3 separate regions of the Homo sapiens genome follow, and all the other regions are linked to region 2. Evidence: chromatin contacts called from ENCODE Hi-C or POLR2A ChIA-PET data. All regions are on one chromosome and are shown on one strand. Each heading gives the region's core, a stretch centred on a gene start or an enhancer-like site at or near the end of the contact. The rest is flanking DNA. Distances are from core to core; before and after follow the strand shown.

Region 1 (4,454 bases), core at 1,057-3,556, 82 kb after region 2:
AACACTAAAAATCCTACTAAATAGTCAAGAACCCATTCATAGGCAGGAAGAGGATGGAACACATGACAGTGAAAGGTCAAACTGTTTCTGATCATCTCAGCCTGGAGATAATCACTCCAACCACTGAACTCCTATACCTGTGTATGTGGTACTGTATTAGTCGGTTCTTACATTGCTATAAAGAAATACCTGAGACTGCGTAATTCATAAAAAGAAAAGAGGGCCGGGCGCGGTGGCTTACACCTGTAATCCCAGACTTTCGGAGGCCAAGGCGGGCAGATCACGAGGTCAGGAGATCAAGACCATCCTGGCTAACACGGTGAAACTCTGTCTCTACTAAACACACAAAAAATTAGCCAGATGTGGTGGCACGGGCCTGTAGTCCCAGCTACTCAGGAGACTGAGGCAGGAGAATCCCTTGAACCCAGGAGGCGGAGGTTGCAGTGAGCTGAGATCGCGCCACTGCACTGCCTGGGCGACAGAGCGAGACTCCATCTCAAAAAAAAAAAATTATTGCAGCACTATTCACAATAGCAAAGACTTGGAACCAACCCAAATGTCCATCAATCATAGACTGGATTAAGAAAATGTGGCACCATGGAATACTATGAAGCCATAAAAAAGGATGAGTTCACGTCCTTTGCAGGGACATGGATGAAGCTGGAAACCATCATTCTCAGCAAACTATCACAAGATCAGAAAACCGAACACCGCATGTTCTCACTCATAAGTGGGAATTGAACAATGAGAACATATGGACACAGGGAGGGGATCATCACACACCGGGGCCTGTCAGGGGTTGGGGGTTGGGGAGGGATAACATTAGCAAAAATACCTAATGTAGGTGACCAGTTGATGGGTGCAGCAAACCACCACAGCACGTGTATATATGTAACAAAACTGCACGTTCTGCACATGTAACCCAGAACTTAAAGTATAATTTAAAAAAAAAAAAAAGAAAAGAGGTTTAACTGGCTCACAGTTCTGCAGACTGTACGGGAAGCACAGCAGCTTCTGCTTTTGGGGAGGCCTCAGGAAGCTTCCAATCATGGGGGAAGGCAAAGAAATAGGCATCTTACATGGCAGGAGCAAGAGAGAATGAGGGAGAAGGTGCTACACACTTTTAAACAACCAGATCTCATGAGAACTCACTATCTCAAGGACAGTACCAAAGGTGATAGTGCTAAACCACTCATGGGAAATCTGCTCCCATGATCCAATCACCTCATACTAGGTCCCACCTCCAACACTGGGGATGACAATTTGACATGAGATTTGGCGGGGACACAGATCCAAACCATATCAGGTGCCCTATCCAAACCAGCTCTTAAAATGTTTATCTTACTTGCTAGAAGTTAAGTTCTTTGGCTTCTTATTTCACCTTTATAATCCCTCTTTGGGAGGTAGTATAAATGGCATGATAATTCTAAGTATAGGCCTTAGAATACATAACCTCTGGTGCTGTAATTCACAAACTGTATGACCTTGGGCAAATTACCTAAATACTGTATGCCTCAGTTGCCACCTGTAAAGTGGAGACAATAACAGTTCCTACCTCATAACATTGCAGAGTGCTTAACACAATGCCTGGTTCAATATGTTAGCTAAAGGTGGTGGTAGTTAGGGCTAATCTTAATTCACTCTACAATCTTGCTACTCAAGTGTAGACCAGCAGCATCAACATCACCTGGGAGCTTATTAGAAATCTCAGACCCTATCCAAGACCTACTGAATCAGATTTTGAATTCTGACAAGATCCCTAATGATTAGTGTGCACACTAATGCTTGAGAAGCACTGCTCTACAATACCCAGACTTGTCCATAATGGGGGGAAAAACAACTAAAATTTTTTATTCAATAAATGATCTTACCTGTTCGGCTCTGGCAAGCATAGTTTTAAAAACCAATCTCATGCATCAACCCTGCCATTTTCCAGTGTCAATCAGCTTTCTCAGGTAGATTACCCTACTGAAGAGTGTACCAATATCGTGTTCTTAGCAATTTATCATTTAAAAACAATCTAAGTGTACAATATACTAGAGTAGTATAGTAGTACATATACTAGAGACTAGTTTAAACAATAAAGCAACCATTTCCCCAGCATCTTTTTTGCTTCTCCATAATCTTATCTCAATTTACGAATGGCAATGCCAAGGCCAAACACTGAAGACAACAAATAATCTCTCCCTACCACACTTCTACAATAACAAGAATCTTAGAATATACAGATGTCACAAAATGTGCATCTATATAATGTTCTATAGTTTCCAAAGTGATGTTATACCGTTATTTCATTTAAGCGCCACAATTTTTATTTTACCAAGGAGCAAAACTGAGTAAGTTTCCTGACGAAAATAATGAGTGTCTACTGTTCTAGGGCCTTTAACAACAACAACAACAAATTTACATTAACGCACATTATGTGCCAGGAATTGCAAGATGCATAAGATTAGTTTTTAAAATGTGCCTGCTAGAGCTGAACAGGTAAGATCATTTATTAAAGGATTTCAGGATTTTTTTTTTCCATTATGGACAAGCCTAGGTGTTGCAGAGCAGTGCTTCTCAAAGCACTGATGTGCACACTAATCATTAGGGAGCTTGTCAGAATTCAAAATCTGACTCAGTGGGTCTGGAGTGGTGTCCGAGATTTAACAAGCTCCCAGGTGATGTTGATGCTGCTGGTTGGCATTTGAGTAGCAAAGCTGTGCCGTATTTAAAGAATTAGCCCTAACTACCAATATGAAAACTTTACATCCCTGAATCTTCAATTACTCTGAGGTGACACTACTATTATTCTGGCTTCACAGTCGAGAAGGCACTGAGAAGTGAACTTTCCAGAGATCACAGAGCTGAGATGTGGGAAGGCAGGATTCAAACTTAGGTTGACTGACTGCAGGGCATTTTCAACTGTTTGCCTCCCAATATTATCTCAATTAATAGGTAACGAGAGTTCGAAGCCGGGTCCAGAGCTATCTTCTGTAACATTCTTCTGGGTCGAGTCCCTGCCCCGCTACGGTATGTGCCTAGGGTCAACACAAGGGCTGGGGAAAGAGGAAACTGAGCCTCTTTTTCAACACAACAGGGAGGACGGAGAACAGACGGCTCCTCCGGCAGACGCGACCCGGCCCGCTCCAAACAACGCTTCGGGCAGGAGAAGGTTCTCCGGGTGGTCCGCAGCCGGGCTGGAGGGGTGGGGCCTACGCTGGGAAAAGGTTCCGGGCGGGTCGTACCAACGCGCGCAGGGGGAAGAGGTTTCCGAGGCCAGGACGGTGTCGCTGCCTACGCGCTCAGTGGCGAGGTGGAGAAACTCTTCATCCACCCTCGGCTACCTGTTCGAGAGCCATGGCACCAGGAGCTCTCGCGTCCCACAGCCGACTCCTAAAGACTCTTCCTCCGGCCCCCCTGTCGAGTGGGAGTCCCCGGAAATGGGGGCCGGGCGGTATCGGGCAGGCGGTGGGGAGAAGAGTGTCCTGTCATTTACCAACTTCACTACGCCCCACACAGATCCACCCGCTTATCTGCCGCCGCCGTAGCCCTTACCAGTTCTTTGGGCGGCTTCTCCTGGGTCTTTCCAAACAGCCCCATGACGAACTGAACCCGTCTTGCCCCTTCCGGCTTTCAGTTCCCCGCGCCCAGGCAGGTCACGGGCAGCCGCCTGGGCGGGGCCCGCGGAAAAGGAGGTAGTCCCAACCCCCAGAGTAGGGAGCGGCGGCACTAGGGGATGTTGCGCATGCGCCATACGCCTGCGCAGAATCGAGTGAGTGGGAGACTAGTCAAAAAGGCTGACGTCATCGCACATGTTCTGGTCATGTCTGTGTGGGGGAGACCACGGATTCGGTGCTTTTCGTAAGGTGTAGAAATGATTGCTCTGAAAGATACGAATTTGTTGGCTACAACTGCTTCTAATACTTCACCTAAACCTAGATGTTGCACCAGAAGTCTGGATCTCCACGCAGACGTGTACACTTAGCATCACTTTCCCGACAGCTTCATCTTTGTGTCCAGTAGGCAACTCACAGGTGACAAACCAAAAATAACCTCTTTTTCCTCCCGCCAACCCACTCCTCCCCTCTGCTTGCACCACCATCACCTGGTCACTAAACCCTAGGCATCGTCCTCTCTCCCCTCTTACCAAGTCCCAACCATTCTAACTTCAATATGTCTGAACTTCAACCCTCCCCTTTCCATCCCAACTGCGGTCGTTTTTTTTCAGGCCATCGCCCTTTCCAGCGTGGGCGATTCCTGCCTAGCATTTGTCCATGTGTGTCCCGTCCTACACGCCACACTGACCGTGAGCTTAATCACACTCTCAAAGGAATCTGACTAAAGAGAACTAGACACATTTTAGCACGGACAGTTCCTGATTAGGCCTATACGGTGAGCTGATGGTTACTGTCATTAACTCATCCGAGGATGGTGAAGGGGACCATTTGTTACCTCAGCCCCATACTCCT
Region 2 (4,436 bases), core at 655-3,154:
TAAGTTTATTTTAGTGTGTATTGTAAGTTGTCCAGAAATATATTAGATAATTCCTCCAACACTTTTCGAGTCAAGTTTTGTGGGATAGTTTTGTAGTAGAAAAGAAAATGCATTTTGGGGAAGGCCTCTGGAGCAGGATGAAAAGGAGGGAGTGGGAAAAGTAATCCTGTGGGGAATGCCAGCTTCTGCTCTGTAATGTTGAGGTTGAAAGTTCCTAATATCCTTGTTCAGATGTTTGCCTCTGCCCTTTCTTTAGCACTCTATGATGTTGGAGACATTGTTCATTCTGTAAGAGCGAAATGGGGAATAAAGGCAAACTGCCCTTGTTCAAACAGGCAATTCAAACTCTTTTCAAAGCCAGCCTCAAAGGAAGACCTAAAACAGGTATTTACTGCTTATGTTAAATTCAACATCTCTTGTAATTGTCATTTGTCTGTTTTTCAAATAACCCAAGGATTTCTATCAGTGCATTTGAAAGGAACCTGGGGATAGCTATCAAGTGGAAAGAGAGAGAGAAAGAATTCATACAGTTCATGTGACAGTTCAGAGACCCGTTCTGACTTTTCACATTACTTTCGTAGACTCTACTGTGGCCTCTTGTAGTAGGTTTTACATTTTTGTTTCTTGAAGAAGCACAAAGTTCTAAAGTAGTCTACCTAATAAGTAGCTGTCGAATTTGTAAAGGGTTTAAAAAAATTTTTTGTGTATTTTGCAGAATTAAAATTATTAAGATAAGCTTTAACATTTTTAAAATTACTAAATATATTTTGCCTGTGTTTATGCAGAGTTGAAGGAAATGATGAAATGAACCTTTAGTTGCCCATCACACAATGTAAAAAATGTTAATTTTCTCAGTCCTCATATGTCTCTCCTTGGTGGCATCCCTCTCCTCCCCACCATCACATGTACGTCTTGCTGTCCCTTCTCCCCCTCGTTCCAGTAATCAGTATGCCGCATTGTGTTTAATAATCAGAAATTTACATTTCTATAAAGCTGTGGTGTCATAAGGCAGGATGGGAGAGCAGAAGACTTGTAATATTTGGAGTCAGAACTGAATTTGAGTTCTTTTCCTTCCACGTGCTAGTTGTGTTACTTTGGCTGAAGTGAGCTGGTTTCTATGTGCTTCAGCTTCCTCATCAGTAATATAGAAATAAGAAGCAATATTGATGATTGGGCATCACAGAATTACATCACATGTAAAGAGAGGGCCTGGACCACAACAGGGGTTTGAATATTTTTTTTCCTCCTTCTTATGTATGTATAAACTCACTCTTGCCAGTTTTTAAAATTATTTTCTTCTACAGCAGTCATCTTAGATTTAATTTATGGGTTCTTTTAAGAGCTCATCACATTTTTAAAGCTAAGTCAAAATAGCATTTTCTCTTTCTCTGCATCCCATTTCCTTCTGAAATCACCGCTTTACCTTTCCTGCCTGCGTCATTTATTCGTTTTTAACCATGTTTTCTGTGCCTATCCTGAATTCTGGGATGAGTTCATAGGGGAGACAGGCACAAACTGGTCATTTTAAACCAGCATGGTACATAGAGTAATAGGGATATGTACCAGCAGGGGCTGGTGAAAGGGTGCGGGGGGTAATACCTTGCTGTGTTTAAGTTGCTGACATCTCTCCTACCTTTTAGTTATTCTCTACTAGTGCGGGATTACTGCAGCTGTGGGGATACCCAGGGCTAACTATTAGGTGGTTTTGTTCTGGATATTTATCTTACTTGTTGGTCGGCTATTAGGAGAGAAGAAAAGAAAAGGAAGCTGTCATTCTTCAGCTTATGTAAAATCGTCCTTTAATGCTTAACACAGACTTCTTTAGCTGGAGAAAAACCGACTCTTGGTGCAGTGCTCCAGCAGAATCCCTCAGTGTTGGAGCCAGCAGCTGTGGGTGGGGAAGCAGCCTCCAAGCCAGCCGGCAGCATGAAGCCTGCCTGTCCAGCCAGCACATCTCCTCTAAACTGGCTGGCCGACCTAACCAGCGGGAATGTCAACAAGGAAAACAAGGGTGAGTGTTTCCTGCTTTTGTGTTTGTTCTTGAGTATTTTAGTCCATTCGTGGAAGGACTTGAGAGAACAGTGGTTAGAAGTCGTGTGGAATGGAAAGTGCTTCTCTGGAGTCATCCTGGAACCTGCCACAAATGAAAGTGTTTTTGAAATGCAGCACCAAAGAGGAGAAATTTTGCTGCATTAAAATTTAGGGACTTCCACCTTCTGGCTGTGTTACAGAAGAGAAGAATTGCAGGCCACTTCTTTCATGCAAAGATCTGGAGCAAAATTTTAATGAATCAAATTTGACACTGTAAATGAAGGAATATTTGAATGTTAGACTACATCTGAATTTCTGGAAAAACCTTTATATAGCTTTAAAAATGTGATAAGGAGCTCTTAAAAGAACTCATAAATTAAGTCTAAGATGACTGTTGTAGAAAAAAATAATTTGAAAAGCTGGCAAGAGCACAGCTGGTGAGTTTATACATACCTTAGAAAGAGGAAAAGGAATATTCAAACTCCTGTTGTGGTCCAGGCCCTCTCTTTACATGTGATGTAATTCTGTGATGCCCAATCATCAATACTGCTCATTATTTCTGTATTACTGATGAGGAAGCTGAAGCATATAGAAACCAGCTCATTTGAGCCGAAGTAAGACAATTAGCAAGTGGCCGGAAAAGAATTCAAGTTTTTCAAGGTTTTTCCAGAAATGAAGATACAGTCTGACATTCAAAAATGTAGAAGAATCATGGGACAAGATGCAGGAAAACATTAAGTAAAATTCAGTACCTGTTAATGATTTACAAAAAACTTCTTAAATTAAGAACATTCTTAATCAAGAGTTTAAACCAAAAAACAAGACTGGAGACATCATAAATAGTCGTTGAATTTTTTTAAAAATTTGTTTTGAGTTTTTTTGAGACGGAATCTTGCTCTGTCCAGCCAGGCTGGAGTGCAGTGGCATGATCTTGGCTCACTGCAACACTGCACTCTGCCTCCCAGGTTCAAGCCATTGTCCTGCCTCAGCCTCCTAAATAGCTAGGATTATAGACGCCTGCCACCACGCCCTGCTAACATTTGTATTTTTAGTAGAAGTGGGGTTTTGCCATGTTGGCCAAGCTGGTCTTTGAGGTTTTTGTTTGTTTGGTTTTGTTTTTTTTTTTTTAAACAGTTTCTGTGTTCAAGAACAAGACAAAGGATATCTGTTTTCACTCTTTATTAAGCATTGTACTGGAAGTCCTGGTCAGTGCATTCAGGGAAAAAAAATGTGTAAAGAGAATGCTGCCAATATTTGTAGACAGTACATGCAAAAAATCCAAAAGAATCTACATTTACTAAACATTTGTCAGGGTTGCTAGATACAAAGGTCAATTTACAAAATTCCATTGTACTGGATAGTTATTGTTTTTAACATCAGTGAGGAATCGTCTAAGTAAATCATATCATTCATACTTACTCCCTAAAGTATTTTTTTTGTTTCAGTAAATAGAAAGCAAGTTCTAAAGTAATTCTGCTAGTAGAATACTAATAAGGGATTTGCCTTTCAGAATGTTTTTTCATCTGGATGTTTTGGTTTTATTTTAGAAAAACAACCAACAATGCCAATTTTAAAGAATGAAATCAAATGCCTTCCACCCCTCCCACCTTTAAGCAAATCCAGCACAGTCCTCCATACGTTTAACAGCACAATTTTGACACCCGTAAGCAACAACAATTCTGGTTTCCTCCGGAATCTCTTGAATTCTTCTACAGGAAAGGTATGTGTTTGTTTGTTGGTATTCCATGTTTTAAAGTTGAAGACAGAACAGGAAGAGAGTAGAGAAGTTGGAACTGAAAGTAGAAAGGAGACTGAATCACATACTTACCTTTGTGGGTTCAGAAGGCTGAGTCACTGGAGGATGGGTTTTATGGGACTATAGTTCTGAGCTGGGCCACTTTCTCCTGTTACCTCACTTCTATGAGTTGTCAAGTGGGGACAGGGGACGTACCTTTTTGCCTGGGGGTCCTGGCTTGGAATCTTCTGGATATGTAATCTATACTCATTATGGGAATGGAGTTTCTTGATGGTAAGGGAATGACATATTTGAGACTTTTGTTCTTTCTCCAATTCAGACAGAAAATGGACTCAAGAATACACCAAAAATCCTTGATGACATCTTTGCCTCTTTGGTGCAAAATAAGACGACTTCTGATTTATCTAAGAGGCCTCAAGGACTAACCATCAAGCCCAGCATTCTGGGCTTTGACACTCCTCACTATTGGCTTTGTGATAATCGCTTGCTGTGCTTGCAAGACCCCAACAATAAGAGCAACTGGAATGTGTTTAGGGAGTGCTGGAAACAAGGGCAGGTAATGTAGGCCTCCCATCCTCCTGCCCTATTCAGAACCCCCTTCTCAGTTCCTTTAGCAGACTTCTGACAACCCCACCCCAGGCTTTCCCCC
Region 3 (4,812 bases), core at 371-2,870, 87 kb before region 2:
CTTGAGTTACTGTTTTTATAAGGTGTAAGGAAGGGGTCCAGTTTCAGTTTTCTCATATGGCTAGCCAGTTTTCCCAACACCATTTATTAAATAGGGAATCCTTTCCCCATTGCTTGTTTTTGTCAGGTTCCTCAAAGATCAGATGGTTGTAGATGTGTGGCATGATTTCTGAGGCCTCTGTCTTGTTCCGTTGGTCTATATATCTGTTTCAGTATCAGTACCATGCTGTTTTGCTTACTGTAGCCTTGTAGTATAGTTTGAAGTCAGGCAGCATGATGCCTCCAGCTTTGTTCTTTTTGCTTAGGATTGTCTTGGCTATATGGGCTCTTTTTTGGTTCCATATGAAATTTGGAACTCCTGACCTCAGGTGATCCACCCACCTTGGCCTCTCAAAGTGCTGGGATTACAGGCATGAGCCACCACACCCAGCCAATGATGAATTTTTTAAGAGAAAATAGCATTAGGAAGAATTAAAAGGAAGGCAAAGCCTCTGAAAGATCCAGAGGAAAATTTTAGGAAAGAGTTTGACCATAACCATGTTTTGGCCACTGGTGTATGGCATATACTGCATGCTATGGGGCAGCACCCTAGCCTCCCAGCTGTCACTGTAACTGAGCCCTCCACAGGCCATTCCACTGTTTAATCAAGCCAGCTGATTTGGGGTGATGTGTAGCACATGGCAAAAACAGTGAATTCTATAGATACAAGTAATGAGCTCACGTCTATAGAATGCCCTTCACCATAAAATGATCTCCTTAATAAAGGCAATTTTGTGTGAGTTGCAGATGTTGAGTAAGGCATTATTTAAGCCCACAAATGGTGCTGGCAGAAGGACTTCTATGGTGGGCATAGAAGACAAACTCGTATCTTGAATAAGTATCTATTCCCATAAAGACAAATTGCTGTCTCCTCCGCAATGGAAAATGTCCAGTATAATCAACCTAAGACATTGGGGCTGGCTGGCAGCCCAAGGATAGGTGTCATAATGAGGCCCCAGTGTTATCTCTGCTGTTAGAACATTGGGCACCCAGCAGTGACGTTAGCTAGATTAATCTTGGCGAGAGGAATCCAGCTTGGTGAGCTCATGTAAAATCTACCCCTGCCACCGTGGACATTTTGTTTATGGGCCCATTGAGTAAGCATCAAAATGTTTAGGGAAAGGAAATCACTTTCAGCCACACATGGGTTGTTTTGTGCACTCCACTAGACCACAGAGAGCTGCCTCTTCAGTAGATGCCCTTTGGTGAGCATTCATAGTGGTTACAAATATGTACATTTTTAGTGCCTGTTTTGAAGAGTTAATTCACATACTTCCTGAAGACTTCCTTGTCACTAGTCTTCCAATCTTGCTCCTCAGAAGTCAGTGACCACTCTTCTAATCCATTAATCCTTGATCATAAATTGGTATAGTTGCATACTCCAGGGCATCTCGCCTTCTACAGTAAGTGGACAACAGATGTACTGCTTAAAATTCTGCCTATTAAGAGGATTTCCTTTCACCCTTGCCTTTCAGACTCACTCTTCAGGGGAGCTGTAAAACAGCAGCTGTTCACTTGCAGCCCTATCATGCAGACCCACTGCAAACCAAGCCTGTGCTTTTTCTTCTTCTGTCAGCTAGTCCTAGGCAACTCCCCTTGAGGCCACTGGTGTGGGCTGAGAGAGGTGGTAAAGTAGTAGAAGCAAAAAATGTGGGAGGGTGAGCCACCTGCTTATGCAATATTCTTGAGCCTTTTATACCTGCTTGGGCCTTATCTTGTAAACACCATTTCCATTTTATACTGAGTACTGCTGCACATTCCAATTTTATGACTCAGTGGATTAGATAATGCCCAGTTCACAATGGACAGTTTGAGTTGCCTAGCTTGCCATAGTCAGGATTCAGACTCTATCAGGGACTAAATTCAGCCTTGTTCTGGGAATTGGTGCCTAGGTCTTGTGGTTTCATGGGGTTTTCTGGACTCTCTAAAGTTGGCACAGGGCTTCCTGTATGCAAAAGAAATCCCTACACTAAAGACTTCCCTGACATGATTGTGTTGCTGCATAAACTGTGATAATAATGACTAACCTGACTTTCACTTTTATTTAGTTAAGCTTCATAACAATTTGGTGAAGTAGGTTTTATGTTCTCCATTTAATCAGAAGAGAAAAACCTTGATACAGCTCTAGAGGTTAAATGCCTTGTCTGAGGCTACATGGCTCACAAGTGGTGACAGCTGGAGTCAGACTGCCAACTGCAATACTGTCCCCTTGGCCACCCGAAGTAGCTTCCCAAAGGCATATTTATATCAGCCACCTGCAGAGTCCTTTCAGTGCACAGAGACAAATTAGATTCATCTAGCCTGGGCCAAGGTATAGGGCATAGAGTAGGGTAGGTAAAGGCAAGGATATCAGTGGGTCTTGGTACAGGATGATTTTGTTGAATTCCTAAGGACCACATTCTCAATGGTGATGCCCACATTATAATATATACTGAAGCAATTATTGATAAAATGATATAATTTCTAAAATTTGCTTTAAATTAGCCAGGAAGAGAGAAACCAGTGATGAAATAAGATTGGCCATGTGTTGATAACAGTTGAAGCCTAGTGATGAAAATATAGTTCATTATACTGTTTTTCCACATACTAAAAAGTAAAAAATATATTCTATTCACCATGGCAGACCACATTATGGGCCATGCACCTATCTTAGCAAGTTTAAAACAACAGAAACTACACAATATCTGCTCTCAGACTACAATAGAATTAAATCAGAAATTGATAAAAGAAAGATAGCTAGGGCCGGGCACGGTGGCTCACGCCTGTAATCCCAGGACTTTGGGAGGCTGAGGCGGGTGGATCACGAGGTCAGGAGTTCGAGACCAACCTGGTCAACATGGTGAAACCCCATCTCTACTAAAAACACAAAAATTAGCCAGGCATGGTGGCACGCACCTGTAATCCCAGCTACTCGGGAGGCTGAGGCAGGAGAATTGCTTGAATCCAGGAGGTGGAGGTTGCAGTGAGCTGAGATCATGCCACTGCACTCCAGCCTGGGTGACAGAGCAAGACTATGTTAAAAAAAAATCATTATTTTGTTGTAAATCCAATATTGTTTTAAATTATTTAAATGTCACTTTAAATGTTGTTATAAATCCAGTTCTCTTCACTCCGCATCAAACAAGGCAAGGTGTGATCACACAGACTATTTGGGGGTGGGTGGCTGTGGGTCGTCATCTCCACAGTGCTTGGTTTCTCTTCTCAAATCTACAGCTTGGAGTAGGTTGATTTCCCTGCCTGTTTCCCAGGGAAGCGTTGCACTACCCATATGGCAGCTTTCTCATACTCCCTGTCTGCATTCCTCTGTTTCCCTAAATGAATGGAATATCTTGGATGAACTACTGCAAGGTCCTTTGGGTCTCTCCCACACAGTTTTGGCTCACTGCAACCTCTGCCTCCTGAGTTCAAGCGATTCTCCTGCCTCAGCCTCCTGAGTAGCTGGGATTACAGGTGCCTGCCACCACACCTGGCTAATTTTTGTATTTTTAGAAGAGACTAGGTTTCACCACGTTGGCCGTGCTGGTCTCGAGCTCCTGATCTCAGGGGATCTGCCCGCCTCGGCCTCCCAAAGTGCTGGGATTACAGGCATGAGCCACCACACCTGGCCCGATAATTCTTTACTCCTAGAACTAACTTCCCAAGATGTACTATACACACACTCACTTCCCCCAACCCCCACTCAACATACACATACACAAGACTCACTTACTGCCCCATTCCCTGGAATTGGTAGCCTCTATCTCCAGAAATATGGGATGTGAGAATGGAGGGTATAAAAGAGAAGGGAAGTGTACAAAAAATGCACAAAGTGCATAAATAAATATCCAAGGGATTTAGAGGGTGGATTAAATGCCAGCTTTTGTTCTTCCTATGTTTTGTGTGTCTGAGCCCAAGGACAAAACCTAGATGGAAGAATCAAGCTTGCTTACTTACATCCAGCACTCAGAAGGCAAAGCTGGGGTTCGTACCAGGAGCTGTAGCTTGGGTGCTTTCCTCAAAATGGTTATATCTGCCTCATAATCAGATCCCAATTTATCTGTCTATTGATTGCCTGTTGGTCGTAGTTTTCAGTGCTGCTGCAAGATCTGGTTATTTTCTTCATCTTCGTGGACAAAACACTGGAGGCAGTATTTTGAGGACTGCTACTCCTTCCCATGCTATTCAATAAATCTCCCCCAGTTCAGTCAGAAACACTGAGAAGTTACCCTGTGCCAAGCCCTGGATCAGGTGGCACAGGCTCCATGATCATTGTGTATGGGTGAGCTCATAGTCTAGAGCCAGTGCCAGCCGTGGGACTCGGTTAATGCCTCAGCAAACCTCCTGGCTCTCTGCCCCCCACCCCCTTCGCCCTTCGCTGACTTTCCCTTCATGACCCTGGTCTTTCCGTTGTGCCCGTTTCTATTTGCATAGACAAATACTTTAGCTATGCACCTATCTTGATTCTAGAAACTTAGGCTGTGTTTCAAGAAATGGATTGTTGTGGTCTCCATTTTGCCTCTGGAGCAGTGCATAGTCCACAGGGAGGCAGCATAGTCCACAAGCCAGGGTCCATGCTGAATTCCAGATAGAGATAGCAGCTGTGTGGCCTTGAGCTTCATGTCTCCAGCTCCCTCATCTGTCAAATGGGGATAATAATGTGCACCTGATAGAATTTTGTGGTAAGAAAATGAGAGGAAATATATTACAACACAAAGCACAGTCCCTGAAACAAAATGAAAGCTGTATAATACTCTTTTTCTTCCCCATCTTATACATAATGTGAAAACATTCCCTA

The links. A loop is a pair of places that touch in the nucleus more often than their neighbours do. ChIA-PET counts read pairs that join two places held with the same protein, here RNA polymerase II (POLR2A). Pooled maps may share reads with other maps.
Region 1: a loop to region 2 is called in a map of ascending aorta, with 2.3 times the contacts of the local background. The contact joins the promoter of CHMP3-AS1 here to the enhancer-like site in region 2. A Hi-C loop is called at or near these places in 3 of 168 maps with a recorded cell type or tissue (ascending aorta, heart left ventricle and naive thymus-derived CD4-positive, alpha-beta T cell) and 10 of 50 pooled maps. POLR2A ChIA-PET finds 5 or more read pairs at or near these places in 7 of 52 experiments (CD4-positive, alpha-beta memory T cell, GM12878, MCF 10A and 4 more).
Region 3: a map of Caco-2 shows a loop between it and region 2 (3-fold over the local background). The contact joins two enhancer-like sites. A Hi-C loop is called at or near these places in 5 of 168 maps with a recorded cell type or tissue (Caco-2, PC-3, astrocyte of the cerebellum and 2 more) and 3 of 50 pooled maps. POLR2A ChIA-PET finds 5 or more read pairs at or near these places in 2 of 52 experiments (Panc1 and activated naive CD4-positive, alpha-beta T cell).

The regions. Positions count from the first base shown.
Region 1 is chr2:86,559,764-86,564,217 of GRCh38, forward strand. CHMP3-AS1 (CHMP3 and RNF103 antisense RNA 1) reads left to right here and starts at 2,307. Exons shown (of 6, transcript NR_183901.1): 1 at 2,307-2,484; 2 at 3,083-3,157; 3 at 3,505-3,636; 4 at 3,925-4,019; 5 at 4,214-4,377. The region is part of intron 3 of RNF103-CHMP3 (RNF103-CHMP3 readthrough); the gene reads right to left. CHMP3 (charged multivesicular body protein 3) reads right to left here and starts at 3,680. Exons shown (of 6, transcript NM_016079.4): 1 at 3,541-3,680. The coding sequence starts at 3,585. RefSeq lists enhancers at 3,106-3,275, 3,286-3,385, 3,543-3,837, 3,996-4,055.
Region 2 is chr2:86,478,352-86,482,787 of GRCh38, forward strand. KDM3A (lysine demethylase 3A) reads left to right here. Exons shown (of 26, transcript NM_018433.6): 15 at 257-384; 16 at 1,816-2,011; 17 at 3,579-3,751; 18 at 4,107-4,343. Among named protein-coding and RNA genes, the nearest start is that of KDM3A, 39 kb to the left of the region's middle. RefSeq lists an enhancer at 3,455-4,436. Within about 2 kb of position 1,905, at least 6 of the 41 ENCODE cell types and tissues checked have a DNase peak (open chromatin) inside an H3K27ac peak, as active enhancers do.
Region 3 is chr2:86,392,065-86,396,876 of GRCh38, forward strand. No RefSeq gene overlaps it. Among named protein-coding and RNA genes, the nearest start is that of KDM3A, 47 kb to the right of the region's middle. Within about 2 kb of position 1,621, at least 6 of the 41 ENCODE cell types and tissues checked have a DNase peak (open chromatin) inside an H3K27ac peak, as active enhancers do.